Linked DNA regions of Mus musculus: region 2 is linked to region 1. Evidence: chromatin loops called from intact Hi-C (ENCODE). Cell type or tissue: heart. All regions are shown on one strand. Each heading gives the region's core, and the rest is flanking DNA. Links, peaks and the distances in the headings are about the cores only. Region 1 overlaps Arnt2 (aryl hydrocarbon receptor nuclear translocator 2). Region 2 overlaps 2610206C17Rik (RIKEN cDNA 2610206C17 gene).

Region 1 (10,529 bases), core at 1,520-9,519:
ATCTACCCACTTTTCCCACTGACGGGGCAGGCAGGGCAGTGGGCTCAAGCCCTCGATCCTCACGAAGGTAAGCCTCCTCTTCCCCATTATGTTCCTGGTCAGCGGCGTTCTGTGTTTTCTGGTGCAGTTCTTGTGTCTGTGCTTCACACAGCCTGCTCTCTGCTTTCTGAGATTGCTGGTCTACCTCCTGCACCTTCAGCTTCACCATCTGGGTTAGTCTTGATCAGTACAGGGCGCTGACAGCCAAGAAAGGGCAAAGACAGGGTGGATTGATTTGAAATCAAGGATGTTAAAAGAGATTCCAGAAATGTCTGGCTTATTAAAAACAATGTAGAATAGAAAAAGAATATTATTCCCATCTGTTGCCCAACATTCTCTTTCTTTACATTAGTATTTGTTCCTGGAAAACTGTCTAGAGATACCTGGGTGCCACAGCATGTGGCACCCTTATGAAGCCTAATGGGAGATTCTCAATGCCCCGGAATTCATGGGGTCTTACAGTGAGGGCTTCTGAAGCTACTAAGGGTGGGTGACTAGGCTAGTATGGGAGCAGAGGGGGAGGTCAGTGGGTACTGCTTCAATTACTTTTGAGACTTAGCTTCATCCAGGGCACTATGGTTGATGCCAATTGTAGCCGTCTCTCAGGCTTTCTTTCACCTCTACCTAGACAGCCTACCTGCCTTCAGGTGACAGGGAGAACCGAGTCCCTCTACTGCTGCAAAGCTGCGCTCATGGTTCTAACCACTGCTCAGAGGTGGAAGACTGGAAAGCCCAGACAGCCCAGGGCTGGCCCAGTTAAGTGACTGGCAGTAAGCGAAGTGTCAACCCCTCCAGGTCCTTGGGTTGCCTCCCAGGTGGGCTTTCTCGGGGTAGTGTGATAGTTTTCTTTCTCGTGACTGGCTTCTTTTTCTGTCATTAACAAAATTTTTTGTCTCTGTTGATTTCCAGAGATGGCGTCAGACATACCAGGATCTGTGGCCTTGCCTGTTGCCCCCATGGCAGCCACCGGACAGGTGAGAATGGCAGGGGCCATGCCTGCCCGAGGAGGAAAGCGTCGATCCGGGTAAGCAGACTCAGCATTTCCAGGAATTGGACTTAGTAACAGTTGAGCAATGATCTTGACCTGTTAGAAAAGTATTGTTTTCCCCCTCCAGGAGAGTAAAAGCTCAGCCTTTTGCATCCTGTTTAGATTTTGCAAGATTCCTAAATATGCACATGATTTGCTTCTAAGTGCTCCGGGTCCTGGCACCCAGCTGGGGATTTCTGTTTGCTTGCCCTTGTAGTTACTTTGCCTGCCATGGGATCCCGCTGGGCCGCGCTTGTGCTAGCTCTCTGAAGGGAGGAGTCCACTCTAAAACTGCCTGAACATTCCAGCCTCATTTGGCAGATCCAGCCCCAGGGACTGTAAATGATCTAACTGGGGCCCTCCAATGTTTCCTCCAATGCTCATCTTTCCTAGGAATATGCAAGAATTCTTTTTAACAGGACTCAGCACCTGAAGGCCAGCCAGATGTGTTCAATGTTGCTCAGACAGTAAAGTGAATAAGTATTGTCAACTCTACTGGATCTGATAGGTCACAGACCAGTTTTGAGCAGATGAAACCAACACTGGCACCTTCCTGTGATGAAAGATATCAGTATCTATACTTAGAACCCCAAATCAAACCAATCAAAGCCCTTCAGGAAAACATAACTGGTATTTTCCAGCTCAGTCTATTACTCAACTCTGTTTCCCATTGATGCTGTTTTCATTTTCAGTGTAGTTAATAAACAAGCTATCTCATGAGGTGGCTCAGTTTCTGATCACACACTCTGCCCATGATTGCACTTATCCAGTGAGAACAGAGCACACCTTCTATAGCCCCAAGACTGCAGGCTGGGCCCATATTGAAATGGTCCAACATGTTAATCCCAAGAATCTCTTCCAAACCTGCTGATTCTTAAAAAGGCACAAAGGCAAGGAGACAGGTGCACGCCAGGGTCTGGAATGGAGTGAGGACAGGATGCAACAGTATGATAATGCCACCCTATGATAAGGACTGCAGTGCCCACTGGTGTCTTTGGAAAGGGGCCTGAAAGGTGCGTGGTTACCGTGACGATTCCGAGGGCTGAGAATCTGAACTTGGTGGTGAGGCCAGCCTCCCTGGGTCTTGTGCACTCTCCAAGGAAGCAGTTCTCTGTCTGCTGCGCCTGGGTCTCCTCAGTGGGTGCCACAAAAAAAAAAAACCAAAAAAAAACAAACCACCTGATAAAGGCCACAGCTTGCCTCTGGGCTGCCTGCACAGCTACCTGCTATCTAAGCCATTGTTCTTGCTAACTGTGGACAAATCCTGCAGTATGGATTGCTAAAAGAATGTGTAGAGTGTTAAAACATCTACTTTTCAATTAAAAAGTCCAAATTATTTCAAATGTTACCCCCTTAACTCACATTCTTTAGAGAAAAACCCCATTGTTCATCCTTGTCGGTTTCTAGAAGACTAGGCTCTGTAATGAATACTCTAGGTTGGTTCAAGTCCAGGCAGAAATGCTTTGCCTCACCCCATGCTGAAGACCCATGAGCCCTCCCTGTGCTGGGGTGAGTTCATCTGTGAGCCTCTGCTTCCTCATGGTTTGGGCTGGTGTACACAGCAGTTTTCCATCTTAGCCTGCAGTACAGATCTTGCTTTCTGGACTGCTTAAGAAAATTTGATCTAGGACTGAGTTCCATATCTGAAGAATTCCCCACAGCTGTCCTGTCTTGTAGTTTTAGTTTCTTTTCCATTGCTGTGATACACCGTGACCAAGGCAACATAGAGAATGAGGGGTCTGTTTGAGGGGTAAGGAGCCATCACCTCCACAGTGAGAAAACATGGCAGCAGGCAGACATTGTAAGGAGCGCAGCAGAGAGCTCACATCTTAAACCACAAACAAAAGCATAGAGTGTCCCTTGAAACCTCAAAGCTGCTCCAGTGACACATGGCCATACCTCCTAAGTCTACTCAAAAAAGGCTACCAACTGGAGACCAAGTATTCAAATGTACGAGACTGTGGGGAACATGGCATCTCATTCAAACCAACACACATACAGAGAGAGAACAGACACAGACAGAGGCAAACAGATGGAGACAGACCATACCATGCCCTCCTTGGCACTAGAAGCTAACGTAGACCCTGGGCAGGCTGGCACTTAGGCTTGGGTTCAGATCCACATACAGCTGAAGAAGAGGAAACAAGCTATCAAGAAGGAAACAGACATGAAGGTAGGTGTGCAGTGGCCTCCAACACCCTGAAGGTGGGACTGAGGCTCTCTGGAGGCAGGCCAATGAATTGGACCTTCAGCAGGAAGCCTTTGTTATCTTTCTTGGAGTCTTATGCTGCTTGCCCTGTCCTACTGTCAGATGGTGGGAATCAGACACCATGACTTAAAAAGATTCATCCAGGGTCTAAGAAGGGAACCACTTCTTTTGCAGACCTGTTTCCATAGTAAGTCTTGGTGCTTTCTTACATCTGGCAGGGTTTTTTTTTTTTGTTTCTGTTTGTTTGTTTGTTTTGTTTTTTGTTTTTATATCTTCTCATGAAATCCCAGTATTGGCATCAAAAGGCTGATAGCTCCATCAGGGCCTTGTACTATGGCTGGCATTGACTGTTGTTTGCTGTCACTGTCACCAGCATGGTGTCTCCAACTGTTCCTTCTGTTAAGATTGTGAGGCATGCTTGAAGAGACTCAGAGGGATGTGGAAGAAGATAGAGTATGAGGGAGAAAAGCCAGCACTGGCGTGCCCTGGCCCGTTCCTTTCCAGGTCTCCCTCTCTCACCTGCTAGTGAAGTGTTCCAAGGGCTCAGACAGTCACCCATTCCTCTCCAGTGCTTCACAGCCTCATAGAACTGGCCACACTGACCTCTTGAGGACTTTGGATCCTTCTGGACATGTGCCGGACCTAGTGCTGTGAGTCCTTCCTGGCTGGGCTTTCTTCCCACTTCACTGTCAGGACTTCACAGTGAGCCTCTCAGCAGGGTGCTGCTCTCCTCCTGGCTGCCTGGACACAGGGTGAAGGTTCAGAAGTTTTAGATTCTTTGCAAAGTAGCTCCACATGTGTGGGAGAAATGAGCTGAAGCAAGTCACCTGACATACATTCTTGTTGTGACCTCCCTAAGCTCAGCAAGAGAGGGAGACTCCCACCCAGCAAAGGGGCAAAAGCAGCTTTTAACCTCACTGAGGAAGTGGCCATGAGTTAAGGGAGACGATGAAGCTAGCCATCAGAGTGGAGGGTGGAGGCTGCATACAGCGATGGGCAGGAATGTATCAGTTCCTGCCACTGCCTTGTATCCAGGGCTGAGCTTCTAAACCACTATCACTAAGGGAAAATCCCAGCCCTTGGTAGACAGAGTCAGGAGACTCTGGAGTTCAAGACCAGCCTGGGCTAAATAGTGTGACCCTGTTTTAGAAATTAAAGAACAAGAGAAATAAAGAGGTGTGAGGGAAAGAAAGAGAGGAAGGGCAGGGATGACTCTGTAAGTGGGTCTTCCTGGAGTGGGAATATTTTCAGACATGTTGCCACTGCTCTGTTCTGGGGACCTGTGGCCAGGATCAGGACTGCTCCTGCGTAGCCAGTGCTGGGCAACTGTACTAGAATGACCTTTCTCTTTGCTTGAGAAGCGAATGCTCTGTGCAAACTCTTATGTGATGCTGCACTGTTATTCTTAAACAGCACCGCTAGGGAGACTCCTCACTTCTTTCTCACTTAAATTATGCTGCGAAATGCCTGTCCGAGCTTCTTGTTCAGACCGCCCAACAGGAAGTAGGGTCAACTATGTTTTCAGCTCACTGTCTGGAGACTCACTCGTTCACCGTGCTGAGGTTCGTTTTGTTTTTGTTTTTGATTTTTAGAGAGAATACAATAGGGCTTAAAGTCACATTTTGATTTATTTTATTATCCAGATGTTTCATAATAAGAGAGAAACATAAAAAACAAAGGATGATTTACTATGCTTCTCATCCCAGAAGTAATAAGCTCAGCTTATTGTAGTCATATTTAACATTGGACATGGTGGCAGGGACCTGAACGTAACACCAGGGCAAGTGTTTTGAAGTTTTTTTTTTCATGTGTGTGTGTGTTTTTTTTTAGCGGTCTGTGTGTGTGTGTGTGGCATTGCTGAGGGACTAGTGAAACTGAGTGGCTCTAAATACTCATATGGGGCTTCTGATTTATCTCCTAGACTGGACCCACTTTATTTGCCTTTCAAACTATTAACAGGATTGCTGTCTAAGTGTGAGTTGACGCTCACACAAGTGGCAGGGGTAGTTTCTCTCTATGCTGTATGTATGTGATTGCATACATACTCGTGGGTGGGAAGGTACTGTTTCTCTCCATTCTACATGTGTATGATTGTATACACACTTATAGGTGTTGGGTATAGCTTCTCTCCATGTTACACAGTATGATTGCACACGTTCTCAGGTAGGAGCCATAGTTTCTTGGTCTTTAATTTTTCATATACAAGTCATGACTCCAGGTTTCCAATGAACTCCAGTAGACTCAGGATCTAGACCACCCTTTTCTTTCACCTGATGCTGGCCTGATCCGAAGCTTGCCTAGCAGGGCTGGAACCCTTTACTACACCACTCAGTTCTTCCTATATCTATTCTGTAGGGTATTGAGTAAAGAAAACTCTGTCAAAATGAGGATGACAAACTATCCTGACTTGCTTGTGACTGTTTCAGCACCAAAGTCCTGGAGTCCAAGAAGACCTGCCCTTGGTCACTCCAAGCATCTCATTGATCTTTAGGCCTGGATTGAGGGCCAACTAGTCAGTTATGTTTTGTAGGAGTTTGCTTATTTATTATAATCCTATCAAAGGCCCTTGAGATGGCTCAGTGGTATGGGCACTTGCTGCCATGCCTAATGACCTAAGTTACATAACCATATCCACAGATAGAAGGAGAAAGCCTAATCTCTCACATGTCCTCTATCTCCACAGGCAAACGCAAGAGTGGAAGAGCTTGCTCTTTCTCGAGCGTGCTCTGCTCTCTCTCTCTCTCTCTCTCTCTCTCTCTCTCTCTCTCTCTCTCTCAATGTTACAGAAGCTGTGATATCAAATTGAACTGAATGGGATTTTAAAAATAACTGTGTATATTACACCTATTTACGGTTTTGATGAATCCAGGCACAAATCATTTGGAATTTTGAAAACGTAGGTAGTTTATGAAGGCAGAAAAGGTGATCTTTCCCTTTACAAGCACTAGGTGGCAGTGTGGCTCTGCAAAAATGCAACTGACCTCAGTTAAACATTTTTGGTGGTTATTTTCCACAGGCAATTTCCAGGAAGGTGAGATGATAGCTTAGTAATTATACAGGATATTAATGAGCTTTCTTTATTTAGAATTCCCACATTCAGCTCCATTTGTCCTGTAGACAGCTCTGGCCCAGGGCTGAACTTCCAAAGCCATGCTGTGGAGAGCGATACATGGTCATCTCGCGGGTGACATGCATGTGGTCTTCTGTCTTTTCCCTTCATCCTGTCCATCTCCGTTCCTCTTTGTACAGAGGAATTTCTTTCATCACAACTGCCATTTTTGTTGTGAGGACAGTTGGGTTTTGAGGACCAAGGATCTAAGTGGATGAGGGATCCCGTCAGGGAATTCTGGACATGTCAACTCAGGCTGCACTGCATATAATCCAGAGCAAAGACATGCAAAAGCTGTCCTCATTCCCTTCATTTTGCCGTATCTGATCCTAGTTCCTAGGTCCCTCGAGTTCTTGCTTAGCCACACATCTCACTGGGGCTCATCTTGAGGTATGTGGACAAGTATGCTCTTTATGTGTAACATGACTGCCTCCTGGTGGCCTGGGTGCCCCATGCATTTCCTGGGTCACTTATTCAATCCCTCAAAGACTAGGAAATGAAGTTCACCCTCCCTATGAGGGACCAGAAGGTGTGGCCTCTGTAACTGTGGTCTTCTGGCACATACTTCATTCTCTGCTTGTTTATTGTTTGAGCCGAATCTCACTGGGTATTCTCCATTCTCATAATAAACTGCTAAAACATGGAATTCCTCAGACCTCCAGTCAGGCAGCCAGCCTCTCTCCTGCTTGGATCATGAGACTATATCTCACCAAATCCTTCAGGCCTACTAAAAACAAGCAGGGTGATATAGGGTCTGCAGATGGATGCCACACTCAAGAGCCATGCTGACTGCTCATTTCCTACCGCAGAAACTCTGGGTGCACTTGATCATGGTTATGTTCCCCTCTGCCCTAACATCTTCCAACCTGTGTGTGCTGACATCAGAAGCACTTGGGCCTTTAAGAAGGATCATTTGGAGTGTTAGTTCAGTAAGAATTCACCAAAACATTGATATTAACAAGGGGAGGCCCAGCAGAGAAGAATCTCAAGAGTAATTCTGTGAGCTTCAACGAGCAGACAACCAGCTTCAGTGATTTTGGTATCAAAGGCCCATTTCCTCCTCAACAGCCTGTTTGATCCTGGGTGTAACAGGCTGGTTTTCTTGAAGGACCTTTGCCCTGAGGTTGGTAGAGACTCACCAAGTCACAAGCAGTATTCTCAGACAGCTTCACTGTCCCCTGATATTATGTCATCGCCCTTTGAACTTACTGTCTTCCAAATCCCTTGAGCAATATACCATAAAAGTAAGAAATTAAGTGCTGGTATAGAATACATGATGTGGATGGACCCACATACTCCAGGGATGATGGCAGACAAGAAACATTGATGCCTTCACACAACATGGCCTGAGTCATCCATTGGTGACCTGAGAAGCGTCAAAGGGGGACAAGTTGACACTTGAGTATTCCTATTTCTGACCAGAGAACTAATAGTGAGTGTACTGGAGACCTTTTGTTTGTAATTTTTTTCTCTTGAGACTCTGCGGATACTGTTTAGCATGGCCAAAGGTCGGAAGCATTGAGCAGCGATGTGATGGGGTGAAAATTGGAAGCATTGCATAGCGATGTGATGGGGTGAAGACTCCCCTGCGTTCACAGCTCATGTAACCAATTAGAGTCCTCTGAGAGTTATAACTAGTTCTTACCTGTGCCTTTGACTTTCCAGAATGGACTTCGATGACGAAGATGGTGAAGGTCCCAGTAAATTCTCAAGGTGAGTTTATTTTACCTTTCTTAAGCCAGTAGCCAGCAGTCACATGACTGTCATGAACAGGCACTTAGTGCCTTTTGTCACTGAGCAAGCCATTGCCTGATCTCTGGCCCTCTTGTGTACGTCTCATTTAATGCAAGTATTTGGCTTGGTGGCAAGCAACTTAGTAATCCTGAAGTGTCCCAAGCCTAGCCTTGTGGTACATGCTTGAAATCTCAGCACTTGCGAGTATGAGGCAGAAAGATGGCAAATTCAAGATAAACCTAAGGCATAGAGCAAGATTTTGTCTCAAAATAACCCATAGCAAATGTGAGTTCTTAATCCTGTTTGCTTTTAAGTTAAACAGTAACTACTAACTTTAATGGTCTCCCTTTAAAAAAAAATCTTAGGGTTCAAGTATAGAGAGAATTATCAACATGAATCCTGTTTGTTTGTTTTTTTAACTATGGAAAATAAGGAGAAATACAGGAAATATGGAGCCTGTCTGGGTTGGTGTCAAGATCCTGACAATCAAGCTATTAACAGCATCTTTGGCTGGCTCTATGGCACTGCTCTGGGTGTAGCCGACCTTTAAGGAAGGCTCCTGGGTCAACAGTGCTGGTGGTATAAGATAGAACCATGACTTCTGATTCTTCCAGTTTGTTCTGTTGGGGCATTTTGGGACACATGGATGTGTGCTGAAGGAAGGTATCATTCCTCCATTCTTACCATACTTTTCATCTGTACCACCTTCTTACAGCAGGGCTTGCCTTGATGCCCTCATTCCTGAGAACTCTTTCTTGGTTATTGTTAACCTTAGAAACTTGCTTCCGGTGATAGCTGCTTGCCTACTGCATTCATACTCCATTTGGACTGACAGTCTTGGATGTTTGAAGCAATTTTGAGAAGTGTGATGTCCCCACAGCACATTAGGCTGGCTGTCTACTTTTCTGCATGAAGGTCCTTTTGGTTCTTTGTAACCGTAACCAAAATGATAGCTGTGAATTAAGCAGAGTTCTCTACAAATGCGGGAGGAATGAATGTCTTGTCCTGCCCAAGGATTTCCAGCCTTCAAGTCCATAGTAAATATTTCCTCATCCCATAAACTTTTACCCCCTGAGACCAGGCTCATCCATTTCCCAGCTTCATCCTCATCTGAAGAATGAGAGATGTGGTAAGAACACATTTTAATACATTAATGACCTTGGAATTCCTATCAAAACAAGATGTGAGCTTCACCAACAATTGATTATCAACAATTATCTCTTCCTATGCAGATATGACCCATCTTCTTGGATGTCCAGGTTTCTAAAGATGTATCTTAGTAGCAAGGAATGCTCTGTTCCTGGAAATCTCTCTCTCATCTCTCTCTCATCTCTCTCTCACCTCTCTCTCTCTCTCTCTCTCTCTCTCTCTCTCTCTCTCTCTCTCTCTCTCTCTCTCTGAGCTTTTTCCTTGCCACACAGCCTCTCTGTAGAAGGAAGAACGACATTGAGTCCTCTATGTCAAAGTTCCTCTTGAGATTATATACCATAGCATTTTAACCTCAGGAAATGGTGATGCTTGGTCTCAGAGCATAAAGAGGAAGAGAAACATGGATTGACATTTGCTTGACATTGCAGGTCAATGTCAGTGATGAAACAATAGTCGGGATATAAAGAGTTCATTGCCTTGGACCTGACTGTGAGGAGGCAGTGACCCCAACACTGTGTATGTAACACGCTGAGCTTTCTAGTGAGTCACATGTTACACAGTCAAGTTCAAACCTTAGCTTCTATCAACCACATCCTTTCCTCTGTGCTTTAAAAATAAGAGAGAGAGATGGAATGTGCTCCCAACATGTGCTGTTACTTACAGAGCTGAGTTCATGGGACCCCAGAGGCACTGACCTCATTATTATAGGGTATTTGAAATAATCCATGGCTGAGGAACCTGTGGGCACATCTGAGTTGCTCAGAGTTGGGGAGACAAACAAGTACACGTCCTACCTTCCACTTGACTATCCAGGGTCTCCTGCCAGCCTTGGTAAGCTACACTCCAAGGCCTCTCCCATTTCCTGCTCCCATGCCTGCAGTTAGTCCATAACAGTTCTATCCAGCAAGGCCTTGGAGAATGTAAAGACTGTGATGCAAGCCAGGTCTATCCTTATTAGTTGATTCATAATCTTAGCAGATGCGGGACTATGATCTCTGTTCCCTGATCTGAGTCTAGTGATCATTCTCAGCTTTTCTCAAGGATGGTCCTAAACCCATATGTTCTGCTTAACATTATACTTCATACCTTGACCTTGGGTTCGGTAAATATGGTCCAAGTCATAGCAGCTGACTCATGCTTCTTGCATTATGGCCCCATTGAAGCAAACCTCAAGTGGGATAGGGGGTAGACAGGAAGCCGTATTGTACTGCCTGATCTCATGTGGACACTATTAGGTTAATTAGGTTATTAGGGTGTTAATG
Region 2 (10,529 bases), core at 857-8,856, 420 kb before region 1:
TATGCAGACATTCATTGTAGGTTTAGGCTAGGCTATGTAGAACAGTCTCTTATCTGCCAGGGTGAGGACCAAGTAGGTTTGGAGAAAGGAGAGAAAAGATTTAGTATTAGAGTGAAATGTATGTCATAAGTAGTAAATGATGTCCTGTGTTCAAGGAGATCTGGGTATCTTGTAATCTTAGTCATGCAGTAGAAACACTTGGGAGGAAGTTGAGTAAGTTATAGGGAACAAAAGGGAAGCCTGATGGGCTGCCATGTCAGCATGATTACTGCCTTTACTGACAAGGGAAATATCAGTCTGATGTGCTGTGCAATGAAGTCAATCAATTTGAGAGAGTAAGAAAGAAGCCTCAAGGAGGTTAAAAATATATGAAGAGTTGGTAATTGTGCTGCCTTTTGTGTTTAGAAATTCTCATTCCTTCCAGATATCGAAGTGTGTTGGCAGGATATGTAAAGCCTATTTGGAGTCTATGTACAACATTAATGATGTATTTTGGGCAATATAGAGGAAACTGGTAAGCTGTTCTGACAACCATAGTATAGCGTAAAAACATCAAATAAACAATCCTACTAATAGAGAGACTGAGACAGGGGAAGCATGATTATTTATACAGCCAAAAGAAATGTAGACAATTAATTTGGGAGGTGGCTTGTAAGAGAACAGCAAAGATTGAGACTGAAGACTTTGCTTGATATTTATAATTATTGTATCAATTTTGAAGAAGAGGACTTTATAAGTTACTCTTATTCTGAGATGAATGCTTTTCAAAATCATCACAGCCAATGAACCAGAATCTTACCCTCACCTAACGTCTGTGCCACCCTCCAAGCAGAACCATGACTTCATGGATAGACTGTCTTGATACACACACCATTTCTTAAATGAATGTAACCTGTTCCCTGAGGGCAGAGAATGATAACAATCAGCCAAGGTAAATAGCTTTGACCATAGCAGGAAATCTGTATCCAAAAATTGTGCCTACAATTCATTCCTTGCACAGCAGTACTGTCAACTCTTAGCTTACCTACTATGGGGGTAAAATCCTTTGGTAATGTGAGGAACATTGAAGTACAGCCTTATTACAATGAACTCCAATGTCCAAAAATTGTTCTTATTTTGTGTTTGTACCACAGTAAGAGCCAAGATTTTAAGCTCTACTAAAAACAAAACAAACAAACAAACAAACAAACAGTTAATATATTTGGAGTGATTTAAATTTATATTGAGAAAAACATGTATTTTCAGTATTGCTGTAGACAAGCATCTACATAAGACTGTTCAATTGACTTGTTTTATATAAAACAACTTTTATAATACTCATTTTATTGTTACAATATTTTACAAATTTTAAAGAATATGATAAGAAAACAAGAGGTATTGCATGTTTTGAAGGGATCTCCAGGAGGAGTTGGGGTACAAAAGGGAAAGAAGAATGTGATGTAAGTCTATTTACTCAAAATATGTTTTTAAATGTTAACAAATTCAGATAAATTGAAATTATGTATCTTTTCTCATCATAATACGATAAAATTTAAATTAAAAAATAATTTAAAAGACTATAGTAAACCAAAATAAAATTAAGAGCAAGAGCTTAATGCATGAGGCACTTTGGCAAGTGAATGCAGGAGCCATTTAGAAGAAAAGATATACCTTAGATTTCTAGGGAGTTCTAAACAGAAAAAAATGAAATGAAAAAGAGTTAATGTTGAATATATACAGTTATTTAAACACCTAAAATGCCAATTAAGCAACGATGGGTTATTTACTTTTAGAAAACATATTACATATCCAAAATGGCATAATAGAAAAAATAGCAGAGAGGATAGTATAAGGGTTGGGGACCACCTGGTGTAGAGGGATAATGGCAACATTAATTGAGTGAAGGTCCTAGACCAAGTGAAAACTTCTCTTAGGATTTTTGACTGCCAATATGGGGATATTGTAGGGTAAAGAGGTAGGGCATAGAAGCCATTTGGATTTACAAACAAATGAATGATAGGTTTGAGGCCTTTGAGGCTGGTTGGGGGTAGGGAGTATTGAGGTTTTGAGATGTAGGCAGAAGGGTCTTTGAATATAATTGAAGGGGTTTGTGATGTGTAGCAAGAGAAGAACACGTGGTATCCCAGGTGGCAGGATTGACTAAAAAAGGGAACAAGGGACAGGAGTGGTCTGAGGATTCAGGAGAGAGAAAGAGTACAAGTGGAGGTCAAAGAAAGGAGGATGAGGGACACAGAGTTGTGGCCAGGTTGGAAGGCATATTTATTATTTCAGAGAGGACATCTCTCCCTAGTAAAAGAATAGGGCATGAAAATATAAAGAGGAAGGAGTGGGGAAAGAAAAAGCCTTTAAAAGAACAAGTTAAGGGAGGGGTCTGGAAAGGTGGCTATGTACTCCAGCTAAGTGGGAGGGATATGAAAGAGGGAAAGGGGGTGAGTGGACCCCCCAGAATTCCATCATGACTGAGAAAGTGGACCCAGTATACAGGAGGAATGTGATGAGGCAACCTGACAGAAGTGAGACCCTAGGCTCCTAGAGTTTAATGGACGTGGTCAGAGCCCAGGCCCTGTCAGTCCTCAGTTGCTAGGCCAAACAGGTCCAAGAAGAATTCAGGAAGGCTGGATGGAACCCAGGGAAGTTGTGCCCTAGTGATCCCCAGTAACCCTGTGGACACTTAGAACAAGAACAGGTAGGCCTTCAAAGATTTGAACAGGTGCAGGCACAGTGACCTTCCTTGCCACACTTGAAGCAGGGACCTAGTGGCTCCTTCTGGGAATTCATTAGAGATCCTGATCCAAGAGTTAGTACTTGTGTTGCACTCATTACAATTATGGAAGACCTTAAAAGCCAAGGCCAGAACCTTGGCTTGGGGTAAAAGTAGGCCTTGGTCATTTGAATTTGGCCCTTATGTCTGAGTAGAACTGAGCAAAACATAGATCATAAAAAGTTGTTGGTCAACTAAGGTGTCTAGGTCTATGTTTGCATGTTCAAGTAGGGACTGTGTGGTGCATCAGAGGAAATGAGAGGGATTTTCAGGCTTGCCCAATTATCTCATGGACTTTTTGAAAGTTAATTGGTTTTAGGGTAGCTCTCCTCAGGCCAGAAAGGAGACAAGTAATAAACCAGTCCCTGGCCTGATAATCATCACCGTCATTGTAATCTCAATGAGTATCTATGTTAGAGGCTGCTGCAGCTCTGGCAAGGTAGGTCCTGTGTGTTTGGTGTATTTGATCTGCATGGTCACAGGCCTTTTTCCATACATGTATGCATTACCCAGAGAGGAGGTTATTGGAAAGGAGCATAGAGACGTCATGAAAGGTATGGTCACAAGATTGTGTTATAAAATGTTTGATAAAGGTGGTAAGGTCTGAGGTAAAGGAAACTAGACATTTTTTAACCTATTAACAGGATTTTTGGACGTTTAATAACAGACACCAGATTTTGAAGGGGAATCCACAAACAATGCCAAACTCAACAGAAAATGCCTACGAATCATCCATACGAGTCTGCCCAAACCAATAAAGTTTGTGGCTCGGTGCAGTCTTTCTGGTCCCACAAGACAGAGCAGGGACAATAGAACAGAGCAGGAATGCTCAATGATCTATCAAAACCCAAAAAACCTAGGGGATGCTTGAAACAGCAAGAAATGGGGGATAAGAAGTTGAGGCAACAGAAGGACCAGAAAGTGTAGAAGGGAGGGCAGAGCTACTAGCCAATCTTAGTCACATCACCAAAATGAAAGGACCTCCAAGTCTACACAAAACACACCCATACACCAAACCCTTACTCCAAAGGAGATTTATTTACCCTAGAAGGATCAGTGGGCTGCTCTGCACCCCACAAAGACAGCAGCAGGAAGCACTGCAGGAATGGTTTTTTAAGAAGAAAGGGGGGAGGGAGTTTATGCTAAGATGAGTTGTGTACTATGTGAACTGAGATTTAATATTAAGAGTAGAATAAAAAAAAAAACTGTGTTTACTTCATCCAGGGTTGCCAAGGAAAGCAGAAATATCTTCCAAATAGCTGCCATTAAAACCTCTATACATTGTCAATTTATTGCAATAGTAATATTAATAATAAACTCTGACGTAGAAAAACACAAACATGTCCAATCATGTTTCTGACATAGTAAACCCAGACAATAGAGCTGCTATTCCAGGATGCCTGGGGCCCTAGTTTCCCATCCCTGGCAAAACAAAAACAGAAAACAAAAAGAAACAAAAGCAAAACAGAAAAGCAATCTGCTCCTTTCAGGGACTATAAGGATAACCCTGAATGCTAACTTAGCCAGTACAGGAAGAAAAAAAAAAAAAAAAAACGTTCATCCTACCTCTCTTTCCACAACTCTAACTCTCACCATGGGTTTGCAAGGGTAATTTTATCTATTATTATCTTGATAAGGAAACAGGTTCAGAATTAACCAGTACAAAGATGAAGCTAATGCAAAAGCAGAGAAGCCAGATTAAATCCAGATGTGTCTTCCAAGGCTCCATCACTCTGCTTTCCTTTGAAAACATCACTTGTTTCCCTCGTGTAAACTCACCTGATCATATTCCTTTAGAAAATGTTCCAGCTCTCCCATCTAGGTTGCCACATACATACATACATACATACATACATACATAGGTACATGGCTGTTGTTTTTGTATTCTTCGTCTTCACGATTTTCTCTTGCTTTATAGGGAAGATATCATCTTTTTTCATCCCTCGGGTACTACTAGATGTTGAATAATAAGTAACCTACATTTACCGTGCTCTATCTAAAACACTGACAAAGTCTTCCTCTTAATGGGACAAGGGTTTCATTCTGGAAAACAAAATCCACTACCAGACAGGCCAATGCTCTCAGAGGAGCTAACTACAAGTTTGTGCGCCCCCAAGTGGCCAGAGCGACCATCGGATCAAAAGCGCGCTCCCAAAATGACTACGCGTTATAAAAGAAGACTTGAGTCTCACTGTGGACGTGAGCAACACGGGAGGACCCGGCCCCACCGGATGACACGTACCCACCTGAGAGGCCGGGTGCGCGCCGGAACTGCGCCTGCGCAGATTAAGAAAAAGAAAGAAAGAAAGAGAAAAAAACGTGTGTATTGGACTTTCAAAACCGTAGTTTCTGTGATGCGAGGTACACAGGGCTTATACAATCGCCTCAGAATTTGGGACCTCCAGCCATGGGGGCTGCAGATGCTGCCTCATCTATACCCATCGCTCAGCGTCCTTCGATTCTGAAAGAACTGAGATCACAGGGGCCAACGCTATCCAGCCTCGCCTGCGGCACACGCTGTCTCCAGCAGGGGGCGATGAGGTGTCTGGTGCTGCCCACTGCTAGTGGTGCTGCAGCCCAGGTTCCTGTTGTTGGCTCCTTGAGGACTGCTAGATTGAGGTGGCAAGATAGAAAAAGACCTGCTGCCCCCAGGTACTAATTCCTATAGGTTAAAGAACAAAAGACTCCCTCGACCTACAAGGCATCTTCCTCCATTTGAGTGGGTACCTTGGCTGGTGAACCACATGGACCACATACAGAAATAGGCCCTGCCTAGAGGACGTTGTTCTCTTACCTCTGGAGAATTTAGAATTCAGAGAGAGTCATCCTGATCTTTATTGTCACAGAGTTCGGCAGTCATGTCACTGTAGAATAACTCGAACTTGGTTCTCCTGTAGGAAGTCTTCACAGAAAGCTTATTGGAAAGTGGAGAGAGACCCTGGGGTACTTCTGTGTTGGGAGAGTCTGGTAACAACACTGTCGCACATATAGAGAAGAGCACTACAGTTACCCTATATGAACAACCAGGAAATCCAGTGGATTAAGAGTTCATTTTCAGCCTATAAAGGTCTTAAATCTTTTAAATAACAAGCTGGATTCTAAAATTTTACAAGGTAATGTGAAAGTTTGGTAGACCCATGTTAACAGTGAGTTCATATGAGAATTCAAGCATTTCAAACTTTTTAAAAAAAAAGCATTGAAAATAAAGATCACAGGTGGAGATTATGGCTTCCAGATATTAAGTCAGACTGTAAAGCCTGATTTATAAGGCAGTGCTGATGCTGTAATACTCAAAGGGACTGTGGACTAACGGAAAGGCAGAAAATAGATCTAAAGCCATCTCAAACCACTGGGACATTCTTTTTTTTTAATAAATAAGTGTTGAAACAACATTCATAAGGAAAAAAACCTAAATTAATTAGAGATATAGTGTAAAAACTGACTCTATAAGTTCCAAAGAAAATAAGACAATAACCTTATTGAGAAAATCTTTTCTCAGAAGCATAGGTAGTGAAGCAAAAGGTAGATAGCTTTGCTAACAAAATACTTTAAACTGTCACAGCAAAAAACAAAATGATATCTAACAAGCTGGGGAAAAATTATAGCATATACTGCAAAGACTTGTATTTCTGTGGATAAAGGTCTAAACAACTGGCTTCCATAACAGAATACCTGTTTATAATAACCAGAAATTTATAATGGGTAATTTACAATAGACAAGAGTGTGTTCACCCACAGTTCTGGAAGCTGGCAATTAAGGGTTCTTCCTCACCATTTCTGGATAATCAATTTAATGACAAGACTGTTCAAGATAAATCTTTATATACACATATATACTTGATAGATAGATAGATAGATAGATAGATAGATAGATAGATAGATAGACAGATAGACAGACAGATAGACAGATGATACATGAAGTGGATGGCATGTGTGTGTACCACTGGCATGCAGTGCCCAAAGGGGCCAGAAGAGAGCATCACATCCTCTGGAATTGGACAGAGGCAAATGAATTGTCATATGGGTACTGGAAATTGAATCCCCATATTCAGGAAGAGTCAGGAAGAGCAACCAGTGCTCTTAACCACTGATCCATTTCTCCAGCCCTCAAGATAATTCTGTAAGGGCTAATCTTCAACAAGTGATGCCAAGACAAGTAAGTGTTCATAGGCCAAAGAGGAAAGATGGACCTCTCTCTAGCACTGTATTCACATTTTAAATCAAAATAGATGCCAAGTCTAAATATAGGAAGCAAAATAAAGCCTTTAGAAGGAAAAAAATCATAAATTTGTAAAGTTGATTCAGGAAAGACACAAGATATAAGTAAATAAAGGGAAGTTTGGACTTAGATTAAAGCATTTCATTGATTGTCAAAAGATAATCAAGAGAACAAAAGGACAAATTAAAGAATGGAAAAAATAGTTGAAAATTATATGAGAAACCTTTACCCAGATTATGTATAGAACTAATAACTAAGCAATAAATAATCAAGTTTTCCAAATGGGCAAAGGGTTTGAATACACATTTTTGGCAAGTCAAAATAGAATACAAGCACGAGCAAACTGAGGGCATTACGTTATGAATTATTAACGTGACTACAACAAACTAAGTAGCAAAGAACACAACTGATTTAAGCAACCTTGGAAAACAGTATTTTGACTGTATATGGTGCATGCTAAATAGAAAAGAATCATATGTAGATATTGTGTTTGAGCTGATATTTTTGTTTTTCACAGGAGTATAAATTATCAACAGTGAAAGAATTTTGTCTGTATTTTAGGACTGAAAAAATAAGCACTTGCATTGTGAAAAATGACAAGTTTGTTTCATGTTGGAAAAAGAACTACAAAAATAGATATGGAGGTAGAGATAAGCTAACACACACAAACTGGATTCCACTGTGAGAGGACTTGGAGCAATGACAATCCTGGCAATACAATGAGGTGTAACATCTAGATCTTAGTTCCTAAATGTCATCCTACATTCAAAAACAAAACAAACAACTCCCCCCACACACACACACAAACTAACAAACAAAAACAAACCCTGGGCTTCTGGAAGAAAGCATTCATTCAGAATTTGAGGCTAAGGGAAAAAAAAAAAAACTTTGAATAATCCATGGAGCCACAAAGAATGTTTTAAAAGGGAAGGAGTCCAGGAGCCAACTTGGGAGTCCCATGCTAGGAAATTTTGAGCAAGATAATAATGATAATCTCAATTTATAGTCCATGCAATCAAGTGTAAGTTCATTAATCAACATTAATAGGAATAAGTGTTGAGGTCCATGAAGCACTGAAGAATGATACCCCAGACACAAATGGTATACAAAAGGAAAGAGCATTTATTCTGCAGAAATCCAGCATGCAAGGGTCTACAATTCATAAAAATGGTAACCTCAAGGTGAGCTCTGTAGGCTCAATTTAAAGGTTATTAGGGGGAATTCCAAGAAGAGGTAGGTGACCCAAATGGTTGGCTCTAACTCTAGGGGTATGGGTAACTCTGGGATTGGCTAGAGTTCTGTGGGCTTTCCAAACTCATCACTGGGGGCCTGGGGACTTTACAAGAACCCTTGCTGACTAACCTTGGCAGGGCAGCTTCTGATTGGCTGTTCATGGGCTGTGGTTTTTCCAAGAACTGGTCTGCTCAGTTCTGGGAAACAGAAACTTAGGCCTAGTCTCCTGAACTGGCATCTTGCAGCCTCTCATGGAGTCAGCTTGGCGCTCATTCCCTCCTTGAATAATGGCCTAACCTGAAACCTTAAGATGGGCTGGTATTGCTGCTTGTGAATCACCAGTTGGATTCTCAATCATCAGTGGAAATCCGTTCCTTAACAAACCTGACTAAAGTATTAATAATGCATGCACCACAAGTCACCATATATAGCAGATGAATTCGTATCCCCAAACAACCCAAAAGTAATCAGAGGACCCTCCACACTTATCTCTCTGAGCCTTGATGCAGCAGTGGCCTGGGCAAACATAGAATTGGCCATTTTTGGTCCAATGGTACAATTCCAAGACCTCAAACCCAGAGAAATCATCCAACCATAGCTCAAGATCCTTTCTAGCACTTGTTTGGAGACTTGGTGAAGTATTTCACCTCTTCCAACATCTATAAGCATCCAGGTTAGACTGAAGGGTTGGTGAAGGGTGCAGCAGGCATGCATGATCAGGAGTGCCAAAGTTGCAGCCCTATTGGATCAACAAGATGTGGGTATGCTTCCATTGCTCTTGGTGGAACATCTGGAAGTCTCTCCCTGCCAGATCTCCACTGCTGTGTTGTCTCTCTTCTGTCAGGCTTAACATGGGAGTAGTGTATCCACGTCCAGATCCCATCCACCTATACAGCCATTTACATGGTCAGGATCATCGTATGAGGTTCTTTCCAGCAGAGTTCCAGAGTCTTGTGTGTATGTCTATTAATCCAAACATTGTCACCTGGTTCAAAGTAATGAGGATTAAAGGGAGTTGCAGATTGATAAACCTAGCAGATGGCAGGCTGGAGTTACTTCTGGAATCTTTGGAGGACCTTCAAAGACTCCAAGAACATGTGTTGGTCATATTCAGCTAGAATATCAGTTTGGAAGTTAAGCAGCATAGGAGAGAGCCTGCCATATAGGATATCAAAGTGGGATGAGAACACCTGAAAGACAAGCTGTACCAGAACACAAAAAACTTGAGTCAGATTTAGGACCAGGGTAGTATGCATAGGTTGAGCCCTTGAAGTACAAGCCCACTTTAGATACTGGGGGCAACCAGTATTCTACCATGATAGGGGTGTTCCTGCCCATATATAAGACATAAAGTAGGAGAGATAACCCATTACTGTCAGTTTCAAGGGTTAATTTGGTTAAGGCCTCATTCAGGGTTCAATTTATTCTCTCTACCTGTCCTGAACTCTGGAGTCTGTATGCACAGTGCAGTTTGCAATGGGTGCCTAAGACACGTACTAAAGACTGACTTACCTGAGAAATGAATGCTAGTCCATTGCTAGTCCATTGTTAGACCCAAGCAGGGTAGGTAGTCCATACCTGGGTATGATATCTTTCAGAATCTTTTTTGCCACTGCACTGGCAGTCTCCTTTGTAGGGGATGCTTCCACCCATCCTGAAAAGGTATCTATAAAACTAGCAGGTATTTTTATCCATACATTCCTGGCTTTACTTCTGTGTAAACTATCTCCCAATCGGCCCCTGGCTTTTGGCCTCTAATTCTGATTCCTGGTGTTCCTTGACTGGGGCCTGCGGTGGGTTCGCAGCTGGCAGGTTCGACAATGCAAAATTACCTGATCAACCAAGGCTCCCAAGTAAAATGTTTTGCACTTTACCCCTCAAAACATTTCCTTTAATTTTTGGTGACCTCATTGTGAGTCCTGATGGATTTAATGGATGAGTTGCCTAGCAAACTCCTTAGGTAGGATTGTACAGCCTTCAGAAGTATGAAATCATCCATCTCTTCTGTAGATTCCCTTGCATTTGGCCTGATCTTGTTTGTCTTCAGCAGCATACTCTGGGACTGGCCAGACATGCAGGAGGAGGTGGGTCGCAGGGTGACCAGGATGTGAGCAGTGGAAGCCTGGGTGGCCTCCCTTGCAGCTTTATCACCTAGTCGCTTTTCTCAGGCTATTTCTGATGTCCCTTTTTGATGCCAGGGGGAATAAATTATGGCCATCTTGATTTGGAACCATAATGTCTCTAGTAAAGCATGTATTTCATCCTTATTTTTTTTCCTTAAGCAGTCAGCAGTCCCCTCTCTTAGTATATGGACCC

What was found. A loop is a pair of places that touch in the nucleus more often than their neighbours do. Peaks named below come from ENCODE experiments on the same cell type or tissue, not always from the same donor. Only the 100,000 strongest peaks of a DNase experiment are listed, where the experiment ranks them.
Region 2: a loop joins it to region 1, with 4 times the contacts of the local background. A loop is called at or near these places in 7 of 42 quality-filtered maps.

What each region holds. Positions count from the first base shown.
Region 1 is chr7:84,352,088-84,362,616 of GRCm38, reverse strand. It overlaps Arnt2 (aryl hydrocarbon receptor nuclear translocator 2), which reads left to right. Exons shown (of 19, transcript NM_007488.3): 2 at 949-1,063; 3 at 8,050-8,097. Among named protein-coding and RNA genes, the nearest start is that of Gm30873, 21 kb to the right of the region's middle. In heart, for the core only: CTCF peaks have their summits at 6,214 (motif pointing right) and 6,838 (motif pointing left); no DNase peak of the experiment used is centred there.
Region 2 is chr7:84,774,101-84,784,629 of GRCm38, reverse strand. 2610206C17Rik (RIKEN cDNA 2610206C17 gene) reads right to left here. Exons shown (of 5, transcript NR_038175.1): 5 at 8,081-9,415. Among named protein-coding and RNA genes, the nearest start is that of Olfr291, 74 kb to the left of the region's middle. In heart, for the core only: CTCF peaks have their summits at 4,922 (motif pointing left) and 5,269 (motif pointing right); DNase peaks (open chromatin) are centred at 4,939 and 5,279; H3K4me3 peaks cover 810 bases; H3K27ac peaks cover 634 bases.